3 separate regions of the Homo sapiens genome follow, and all the other regions are linked to region 1. Evidence: chromatin contacts called from ENCODE Hi-C or POLR2A ChIA-PET data. All regions are on one chromosome and are shown on one strand. The core of a region is the stretch at or near the end of the contact, and the rest is flanking DNA. Distances in the headings are between cores, read along the strand shown.

Region 1 (3,538 bases), core at 735-3,234:
GCATCTAGCTCAGTGCTCTGACACTTTTTGGGCATTCCAAAAATAGCAGTACATTTTGGTTTACAGGCAAAAGATCTGCAGAGTGTCAAAGTGAACTGGGGACGGCAGCATGTGCATGGAAAGGTAGAACTCAAATGAAGATCAAGACACTTGTGTGCATGTATGTATACTAGTTTATTTGGGGTTCTTTTGGTGATTATAGATATATAGGACTGAAATTGTTGAGTTACAGGGCACGTGGAAATTCAGCATTAGTGCAAACTGCCAATTTCCAAAAGATGTACTAAATTACACTCCAACCAGCATTGTATGAGTGTTCAAGTTGCTCCATACATCCTCACCAAAACTTGGTATCATTTTGAACATCCTGGTGGGTGTATAATGGTACTGTATTGGGTGTTAGTTTGCATTTCCTTGATGGTTAGTGAAGTTGAATATATTGTTACATATATTATTAGCTAACATAATGGTTATGGACTGAATTCTGCCCGAGCCTTGGCCAAATTCATACATTGAAGTCTTACCCCTTGTACCTCAGAATAGGACTATATTTGGAGATACTTTGAAGAGTTCATTAAGGTTAAAAGAGGTATTATGAGTAGTCCCTAATCCAATATGATTATTATCCTTAAAGGCAGGGGAAGAGACACCAGGGACGCAAAATGGAGGAAAGACCATGTGAGGATATGGCAAGAAGGCAACCATCTACAAGGCCCAGGTAAAACCAAACCTGCCAATACCTTGATCTTTACATTCTTGCCTCCAGAACTGTGAAAAAGTGAATAAAAATAAATTGTTTAAACCATCCAGTCTGTGGTATTTCATTATGGCAGCCCTAGTAAACAAATACAACAATATTCTCTTTTGTAAAAAGTCTTACCATGACAGCACTGGAACATTTTTAGAATTCTATAATTTTAGAAAACTTACTTGGAATCCCATAAGGCAATATAATAATTTAAATTCATTATTGTTAGAGTCAAAGAAATAAAAATAGTTACCAGCCAAAGAATATGAAAACAAAATATTTAAACAACTAAATATCCAAATAAGCTAAGTATTATTCTCAGAGGGTAAAAGTAATTTATAAAAGAAACAACCAGAAATATATATCTGTGTCTATATTTTCAATAGTACTTTGAAAACACTGAATAATATATGTGGAACGCTTCATACAAGTCAGTCACTTAGATCCAAATGTCACTCTGAACTACAAACATAAGTAACTAAGAGGTCTCACATGCAGTAGGAGTGAAGGACACTGGCCTCGGTCCTCCAGGATTTATTGGTGGGAGGGGTGGCATGGTGGGAGGTGAGGATCTGGACTGTATCTTCACTTCCACAGGCGATCCAGGCATCGCTGGCACCCTTTTCTCAGGACCAACTGCAGAGAATCAGAGAAATGGAGGTTAGGGTTTTCTAAAAGTTTGCAAAAACAGACAACAATTTGAAATACCAACATACTTCCCTAGAGGACTGCTTGGTATAATAGGCTGAATAGTGACCCCCTAAAAGATATGTCCACATCCCAACATCTGGAACTGTGAATGTTACCTGATTTGGCAAAAGGGTCTTTGAAGATATCATTAAGTTAAAAATCTTGAGAGGATGAGATCATCCTAGATTGTCTGGGTGGGCTCTAAATCCAATCTGAATGGTGTCCTTAAAGAAGGGATGAGACACAGACACAGAGACATACACAGAGGGAAGCCAAAGAGAGGACAGTCACACCAAGTGGCGACAGAGGCAGGGACTAGAGTGACACATCTATACACCGAGGAATGCCAAGGAGTGCCAGCAACCAGCAAGCCAGGAGGGAGAAGGGGACACATTTGTCCTCTGAAACCCCGGGAAGGAATCAACCTTGCTGATACCTCAATTTTGGGCCTCTGGCTTTCTGAACTGTGAGAGAATGAATTTCTATTGTCTTAAGCCACTCAGTTAGTGGTACTTTGTTACTTCAACCCTAGGAACTAAAATGAGGAAACAAGGTCAAGAGGTGATGTGAACTGAAAGTTAGCAGTCTTTAGATAGTGGCTGAGAAAGGAAGAAACCAGGTTACAAATATAGCTTACCTCAAATGCATTTTCTTTAACTTCTCCTTATAAATGAATCAAATTATTAGGGGTGAAAAAGCTAACATGGGAACTATCTAGACTTAGGCCTCAACTGCAAGACATGAAAAGAAAATCAATCAGTTATATATAAATCAATATTAATAGGCTGGGCACGGTGGCTCATGCCTGTAAACCTAGCACTTTGGGAGGCTGAGGCGGGTGGATCACCTAAGGTCAGGAGTTTGAGATCAGCCTGGCCAACATGGTGAAACCCTGTCTCTACTAAAAATATAAAAATTAGCTGGGTGTGGTGGTGGGCACCTGTAGTCCCAGTTACTCAGGAGGCTGAGGCAAGAGAATCGCTTGAACCTGGGAGGCGGAGGTTGCAGTGAGCCAAGATCATGCCACTGCACTCTAGCCTGGGTGACAGAGCGACTCTGTCTTAAAAAAAAAAAAATCACCATTAATAATGATGTACTAAATTATATATATACATATCAACTACATCAAGTAGGAAAAAAGAGGGAGTCAACCTCTCTGACCTCAAACATGTAAATGTCATTCATGCTATACATTGTTCAAAAAGATGAAAAGTAGAGCTGAGTCTACATGAAGCAGAGGCTACTTCATCTATGGGAACAATTAATAATAGGCAGTTGTTTGATAATACTAAATGGCAACAAAATTCCAGAAAGATAAATTAGATAAACTTCATGATGCTGCAATTAGGTAGGTCTGAGCTAACAGGAATCAGACTTGATACCAATGAGTAATATTCTAATATATCTAACAAGTTATTTTTCCCTATCAAAGAGAACTTGTTACATACTTAGTTAATAATACGACCAGGGTTACCATAATCACCTTTAAATTGAGCTATGTTCCTCACAGTAATTCTAAGCTTTTCACTTAAGTACCAGCCATTCATTCTCCAATAACTGCTGAATTCAAATTAAAGTGTAAAAAATGGGGAGCAAAGGCTCAAATAAGAAGGTAAAGTCCAAGTTTTCCTTCTGTGAGAGCACAGCTATAAAGACAATACATACAAGAGTGTTCACGATCCTGGCAACAAGGAACATTTTTGTGCATTGATGGGACACAATGGTATTTGTAGAAAAGTATCTCCAAATACCATTTTTATGCTTCAGTTTGCAGTGGCCACACTTGGGAAAGGGATATAATAAAGTCAATCAAGAAAGCAATGCCCCCAAGTTACAAATCCCCTGACAAAAATGTGCAGTTCTCAGAACCATGTGGGCAACACTCTGCCAGCCCTTCCCATTTCTCTGTTCAGGACATTTTCTTTGTGAAATTGATGGTCGTCCTGTCTGATTAGTGGACTAATGAGCTGTTGCGCTTGCCTTTTCTTCCTGACAGTATTTTCTCAATGCCCTTCAGAGAACAGTTGACACATTTCCAGCTCTTCCATCTGGGGCCCAGCTTTCTGGAAGGGTAGGGGAGAAGGAAAGGAAGGAACTGAC
Region 2 (3,538 bases), core at 745-3,244, 110 kb before region 1:
AGGGGTGGTCTCGAACTCCTGGCTTCAAGTGATCCGCCCGCCTCGGCTTCCCAAAGTGCTGGGATTACAGGCATGAGCCACTGTGCCCAGCCAAGGAACTTCAGTGTTTTTAAGAGGATATTTTAATATATTATCTAACATAGTCATTATCTTCAGAGGAAGGATGAACTGAATAAAGTAGCCTACCATCACAAAAGAAAAATCCCGGACAACCCAGTTTCAGTGACAAAATAGGCCCAGCACAACTCCCTCCTTCATTGACCTCTGAAATTGTCCCCTGACACTGAGCAAATAACATCACTGGTAAATACCATATGGCCCAAGTACCAGGGGACACCCTCACAAGTCACAGCCACCACTCAGTGTGTAGCTGTTATTCAGTGACAACTCCACATAGTGACATCATATGTTAATGTCACCCATCAATGCTCTCAGAGATGACAACCCAAAACTATGTGTTGCTTAAACAAGCAAGTGTTGAGTACCCACCATGTGCCTAGTGTTGGGGTTACAGCAGAAAACAAGACAAATAAGATTTCTTCCTTCATAGAATTTACAGTTTGATAAGGGCAATGGACAATGAACACATAGTAAACAAGTCTAAAGTGTCAAAAGTTCTATAAAAAAAAAAAACACATAAGAACCAGGGTGGCCGGGCACGATGGCTCACATTTGTAATTCCAGCACTTTGGGAGGCCGAGGCGGGCGGATCACAAGGTCGGGAGTTTGGACTAGCCTGGCCAATATGGTGAAACCCCGTCTTTACTAAAAATACAAAAATTAGCCGGGCGTGGTGGCATGCACCTGTAGTCCTAGCTCCTCAGGAGGCTGAGGCAGAAGAATCCCTTGAACCTGGGAGGCAGAAGTTGAAGTGAGCTGAGATCACACTACTGCGCTCCAGCCTGGGTGATAGATCCGAGACTCAGTCTAAAAAAAAAAAAAAAAAAAAAAGAGCCAGGGTAATGAGTCAGAGTGGACAGTGCTACTTCAAATTGGATGTCTCAGAAAGTCTCTCTGATGAAGTGGCATTTGAGCTGAAACCTGAAGGATGAGAAGAAGCCCATCATGGGAAGAGCCCAGGATGGCGAATATCAAGCAGGGAACCAGCAAGTGCAAAGGCCCTGAGGTAGAAGGGTTCTTGGCCCAAGGAACAGAAAGGAGGCTGTTTGGCTGGGAAGCAGTGAGGTGGCAAGTGCTGGAACGTGGGGTCAGAGGGAGAGGCACGGACCAGATCACAGGAGGTCTTCTCTCTTGGGCCTTGGGGAGGAGTTTGGATTCTAAGAATAAGTGGACGCCGGCTGGGTTCACGCCTGTAATCCCAGCACTTTGGAAGGCCGAGGCAGGTGGATCACCTGAGGTCAGGAGAGCAGCCTGGCCAACATGGTGAAACCCCGTCTCTACTAAAAATACAAAAAAATTTGCCAGGCATGGTGGTGGGTGCCTGTAGTCCCAGCTACTCAGGAGGCTGAGGCAGGAGAACTGCTTGAACCCTGGGGGGTGGAGGTTGCAGTGAGCCGAGATCGCGCCACTGCACTCCAGCCTGGGTGACAGAGCGAGGCTGCATCTCAAAACATACATACGTACATGGAAGCCATTGAGGGGCCATGTGACTGACACTCTGGGAAGATCGCTATGGTAAAGGATATCCCAGTCAGAACTATCTCGCATAAAGATGGGGCCCTGCTCCTCCCTGTATCATCACCTGTCGCCCATCCCATCTCTAAGCAGGGCCACTCCTCATTCAGGAGCCCTCCTTCCAAGTACACGCCTCCTTCCAAACCCACTCGTGAACCCAACATGGCCCAAGGGAAAGTGCCTTCTGATTGGACAAATCGTGTGTGACCTTGGGCGGAGCCCACTGTGATTGGCTACAAGCTTTCCTTTCTCTTCCAGTCAGACAACTATTTCGATGAGTGCTATTGTCCCATGAGACAAGTACGCTCTCTGATTGGTCTTCCATGCATGAGTGACGCAGAAACAGCCTATAGACGCCACGAGTCGGCGGCGCTACCGAGGGGCTGTGGGCGCGCAGCTGGAACCTCCGGCTGTCAGTGCGCTTACAGTTCCTAACCCCGACCCTGCGCGCAGCCCGCACTATGGCAGCCCCGCCGCAGCTAAGGGCTCTGCTCGTAGTCGTCAACGCACTGCTGCGCAAGCGCCGCTACCACGCTGCGTTGGCCGTGCTTAAGGGCTTCCGGAACGGGGCTGTGTGAGTGGGGCCGTCGGGCCGGGCTGGGGCTGAGGGATGTCCTGCCTGGGGTCAGAGGCGCGAGTTCGAAGTCCGATGCCGCGGTGCTGTTTGCCCTGGAGCAGTCCTCGTGTGTCTCTAAGTCTCGGAGGTCACCATCTGTGCAATGGGAGCTGGATTTTGGCTTGCGCGCCTTCCCAGCTCTGAACTGGGGCTCCCACTGCACATTTTCTGGGTCTTCCAACCTTTGCAGCCTGGCCCTCTTGCTTTGACTCCTCCCATGCCAGCTTCTGTATCCCCTCATTTGGGTTCAGTTCACCTCACCTCTCTGTGTGCCTTTGGGCCTCAACGGCCCCATCTGCACAATGGGGAACTGGACTCTGGCCTCTAGCTGGCAGGCGGATGCCTCCTGTCTATTCTGTCCCCATGAAGCTTGCCCATGGGCTTGCATCCTGCTTCTCACTTCTCACCTGTAGGACTCCAGCGCTAAGTCCCGTTCGGCTCAGGGGGCTCCTGGGACGTGACAATGAATGTAAAAGAAGCTGCAACTATCCTGGCATCTTACCTGCAAGAGAGGTCTTGGGGTCATTGCCCTGGCTGGTGCCTAGAGGGGAGCTCAGTCTCCTTTAAACCTAGTGCATAACAGCCACCATTTATTGAGGGCCTACAGTGCCAGAACCGGGGACAAAGCAGAGAACAAACCAGAGAAAGTGGTTTGTGTCCCCCAGAATTGGCATCCTAGTGGCAACGTGGGATGGTGGGAAGGATGTGGATGCCTTGGCTTGAACCCTGGCCCCACCTACCCGTGTGATCTGGAGGAAGTCATTTAGCCTCTCTAAGCCTCAATATCTGTAAAATGGGCATGGTACTAGTACTTATACTATCAGGATTGAGTCAATATGTGTGAAATGCTTAGCACAGGCTGGCCACGGTGGCTCACACCTGTAATCCTAGCACTTTGGGAGGCCGAGGCAGGCGGATTATCTGAGGTCAGGAGTTCGAGACTAGCCTGGCCAACATGGCAAAACCCCGTTTCTACCAAAAATACAAAAATTAGCCGGGTGTAGTGTCACATGCCTGTAGTCCCGGCTACATGGGAGGCTGAGGCAGGAGAACCGCTTGAACCCAGGAGGTGGAGGTTGCAGTGAGCTGAGATTGTGCCACTGCACTCCAGCCTGGGTGACAGAGTGAAACTCCATCTCAAAAGGAAAAAAAAGAAAGTTTCATGAGGCCATAACTTTATCTATTTTGTTCCTTGGTGTATTACTAGCACCTGGTATTTAGTAGTTTCTGAAATATTTATTGAATGAATGAATAAGTGTGCAAGATCAGAATTGCCATTGTCCCCAT
Region 3 (3,538 bases), core at 571-3,070, 88 kb after region 1:
CCTCCCAGGTTCAAGCGATTCTCCTGCCTCAGCCTCCCGAGTAGCTGGGATTAGGCACGAGCCACCATGCCTGGCTAATTTTTTATTTTTAGTAGAGATGAGGTTTCTTCCACATTGGTCAGGCTGGTCTCGAACTCCCGACCTCAGGTGATCCGCCTGCCTCGGCCTCCCAAAGTGCTGGTATTACAGGCGTGAGCCACCGTGCCCGGCTCAGCCAACTAGATTTAGATGGTCTTTGTCAGGTTTAGACACCCTCTGAGACACCAATGCTCCTCAAAGGAGTCTTCAGGTTACCTCTAAGAGAATTATTTAGGAACCCTGCTGCTGAAAATGAAGATTCCTGGACCCTACCCCAGACCTTCCAGGATTTAAAAATCCAGGGGGTGAACCTACATTTCACAAGCTTCCCAGATGATTAGAATACACACCAAGGTGTATACCATACACAGAGTTGTCCCTGAGTATCCACGGTAGACTGGTGCAAGGAATCCGTGTGGATACCAAAATCCACCAATGCTCAAGTCTCTTACGTAAAATGGTATAATATTTGCATATAACCTACCCATACCTCTAATACTCTTTATTTAAATAATTTATTTATTTTCTGAGACAGAGTCTCGCACTGTTGCCCAGACTGGAGTGCAGTTGAGCAATCTCGACTCATTGCAACCACCACCTCCCGGGTTCAAGCGATTCTCCCGCCTCAGCCTCCTGAATAGCTGGAATTACAGGCATATGCCACTGCACCGGGCTAATTTTTGCATTTTTAGTAGAAATGGGGCTTCACCTTGTCGGCCAGGCTGGTCTCGAACTCCTGATCTCAGGTGATCTGCCCATCTTGGCCTCCCAAAGTTCTGGGATTACAAGCATGAACCATGGTGCCCAGCCACAATCTGTATATTTTTTTTCCTGAATAGTTGCGATCCATGGTTGGCTGAATTCATGGATGCAAAACCCACAGAAACAGAGGGCCAAATATTATTTTTCTTTCCTTAATCATTATTTAATAGAAACCTACATTTACCAGTTGAATTCACCTTCATTATTTGAAAACTGAGACAGCCCGTCTCTACTAAAACTACAAAACTTAGCTGGGCATGGTGCTGTGAGCCTGTAGTCCCAGTTGCTTGGGAGGCTGAGGGAGGAGAATCGCTTGAACCCGGGAGACGGAGGTTGCAGTCAGCCAAGATCGCTCCAGTGCATTCCAGCCTGGGCAACAGAGCCAGACTCCGTCTCAAAAAAAAGAAGAGAAAGAAAAAAAGAAAACCAAGACACAGATAAATTCACTTTTTTTTTTTTTTTGGAGAAGGAGTTTCGCTCTTGTTGCACAGGCTGGACTGCAATGGCGTGTTATCAGCTCACCGCAACCTCTGCCACTCGGGTTCAAGAGATTCTCCTGCCTCAGCCTCCCAAGTAGCTGGGATTATAGGCATGTGCCACCATGCCCAGCTAATTTTTTTTTTTTTTTTGTATTTTTAGTAGAGGGAGTTTCTTCATGTTCATCAGGCTGGTCTCAAACTCCCGACCTCAGGTGATCCACTCGCCTCAGCCTACCAAAGTGTGGGGATTACAGGAGTGAGCCACCGTGCCTGGTCTGACAAATTCATTTTCTGTTTGGTTTGGTCTGCTCTGTTTCCAACAAGAGCCTACTTCATTATCTCCCCAATATATCTACCTAGTCCATAGACTGGCTCAGAGCAGGCCTTTGACAATATTTAATTTTATCCCACAATGGCATTTCAATTCCTTTGTCATTCTGAGAAAAATACTAACAGCATGGGAATTTGGTGCATGGATCATTAACAGTAAGACATTAAAATCAAAATGTAGGCAGGATGCAGTGACTCACGCCTGTAATCCCAGCACTTCGGGAGGCAAGGCAGGCGGATCATGAGGTCAGGAGACCGAAACCATCCTGGCTAACACAATGAAACCCAGTCTCTACTAAGAATACAAAAAATTAGCCAGGCATGGTTGCACGTGCCTGTAGTCCCAGCTACTTGGGAGGCTGAGGCAGGAGAATCACTTGAACCTGGAAGGTGAAGGTTGCAGTGAGCCGAGATTGCACCACTGCACTCCAGCCTGGGTGACAGAGAGAGACTCTGTCTCAAAAAAAATAAAAGCAAAATGTAAGCTGGGCACGGTGGCTCACGCCTGTAATCCTAGCACTTTAGGAGGCCGAGGCGGGTGGATCACAAGGTCAGGAGTTTGAGACCAACCTGGCCCACACAGTGAAACTCCATCTCTACTAGAAATACAAAAAATTGGCCAGGTATGGTGGCACACACCTGTAGAACAAGCTACTCGGGAGGCTGAGTCAGGAGAATTGCTTGAACCGGGAGGCGGAGGTTGCAAGCAAGTCTCCGTCTTCAAAAAAAAAAAAAAAGGCAAAATATAGCAGCCTAGCCAACCTAGGCTCTACTAACCAAACCAAACCTTATCTCTACTAAAAATACAAAAAAGCTGTGCATGGTGACATTCACCTACAGTCCCAGCTACTCAAGAGGCTGAGGCACAAGAATCACTTGAGTGATTGAGCCGGAGATTGCAGTGAGCCAAGATCACACCACTGCACTTTAGTCTGGACAACAGAGCGAGACTCTGTCTCAAAAAAAAAAAAAAACACCAAAAAAACCAAAAAAACCAGTCCTATGAATTAGTTTACAATAGTGGAAATAATCACCAAAATACCTTGATGGCAATAATGAGCTGAAAATTGGCAAGGCTTCTGTGGATTTAGGCCTGCAGAGCTTGATCTACCTGAAGCTTTTCTTCCCATATGTCATGAATAACAGAAAGGACTTATTTTCATTTCCAGCACAGCTCTGTCTAGTTACAGAACTGAACTTCACAGGTTCATTAATTCCTTTTTCCACTTTCAGGCAGATAGAGAAACATCATCTCCTATAACCACAGGTAATTGGTAGATCTGCAAGAACTAACTGCTCCAAAATGGATGACTCTGCACTTTCTGAGAAAGGGAAAAGGATGTGAATGGTGCTTGGCAACATCATGAAGCAGTCCATCACATATCTGCTTTTATTTACAGAGCATTTAGAAAGTTCTCTGAAAGGTGTGATCTCACTACTAAAGGCATCTCACTACTAACACTGAGCAAATCAATATCGAATGTTGCTGTTGTTCATAAAATCTGTTCCAAGGCACTTAAAACAACAGAAGAGATAAATGTCTTCACTACTGTTTAAAGCAAAGATCTTCTAGAATAGTTTTGTGTCCTTCCCATCTGACTGTAAATTATAAAAACTGCAAAGTATTATGTACAGTATCATTCCATTTAGAAAAAACACTGCGTGAGTATTACAGATGTGTATAAAGGTATACCAAAAAGCCTGAAAATATACAGAAACTTTCAGCGATGAGGTGAAAGAGAATTTTTACTTTTTACTATATTTGCTAGGCATTTTTAAAGAATGTCTTGGCTGGGCATGGTGGTTCACACCTGTAATCCCAGCACAGGGTTTCACCATGTTGGTCAGGCTGGTCTCGAACTCTGGACCTTGTGATCTGCCCACCTCGG

What was found. A loop is a pair of places that touch in the nucleus more often than their neighbours do. ChIA-PET counts read pairs that join two places held with the same protein, here RNA polymerase II (POLR2A). Pooled maps may share reads with other maps.
Region 2: a loop to region 1 is called in a pooled map, with 2.9 times the contacts of the local background. The contact joins the promoter of PXMP4 here to the enhancer-like site in region 1. A Hi-C loop is called at or near these places in 2 of 37 single-sample maps with no recorded cell type and 3 of 50 pooled maps.
Region 3: a loop to region 1 is called in a pooled map, with 2.4 times the contacts of the local background. The contact joins two enhancer-like sites. A Hi-C loop is called at or near these places in 1 of 37 single-sample maps with no recorded cell type and 4 of 50 pooled maps. POLR2A ChIA-PET finds 5 or more read pairs at or near these places in 11 of 52 experiments (H1, HEK293T, OCI-LY7 and 6 more).

Annotation. Positions count from the first base shown.
Region 1 is chr20:33,604,802-33,608,339 of GRCh38, reverse strand. It overlaps CBFA2T2 (CBFA2/RUNX1 partner transcriptional co-repressor 2), which reads right to left. Exons shown (of 11, transcript NM_001032999.3): 2 at 1,241-1,384. Among named protein-coding and RNA genes, the nearest start is that of C20orf144, 56 kb to the left of the region's middle. RefSeq lists a silencer at 1,682-1,731. Within about 2 kb of position 1,984, at least 3 of the 41 ENCODE cell types and tissues checked have a DNase peak (open chromatin) inside an H3K27ac peak, as active enhancers do.
Region 2 is chr20:33,718,766-33,722,303 of GRCh38, reverse strand. PXMP4 (peroxisomal membrane protein 4) reads left to right here and starts at 1,994. Exons shown (of 4, transcript NM_007238.5): 1 at 1,994-2,209. The coding sequence starts at 2,097. RefSeq lists an enhancer at 2,398-2,447.
Region 3 is chr20:33,516,538-33,520,075 of GRCh38, reverse strand. All of the region lies in intron 1 of CBFA2T2 (CBFA2/RUNX1 partner transcriptional co-repressor 2), which reads right to left. Among named protein-coding and RNA genes, the nearest start is that of CBFA2T2, 28 kb to the right of the region's middle. RefSeq lists an enhancer at 2,168-2,932. Within about 2 kb of position 1,820, at least 5 of the 41 ENCODE cell types and tissues checked have a DNase peak (open chromatin) inside an H3K27ac peak, as active enhancers do.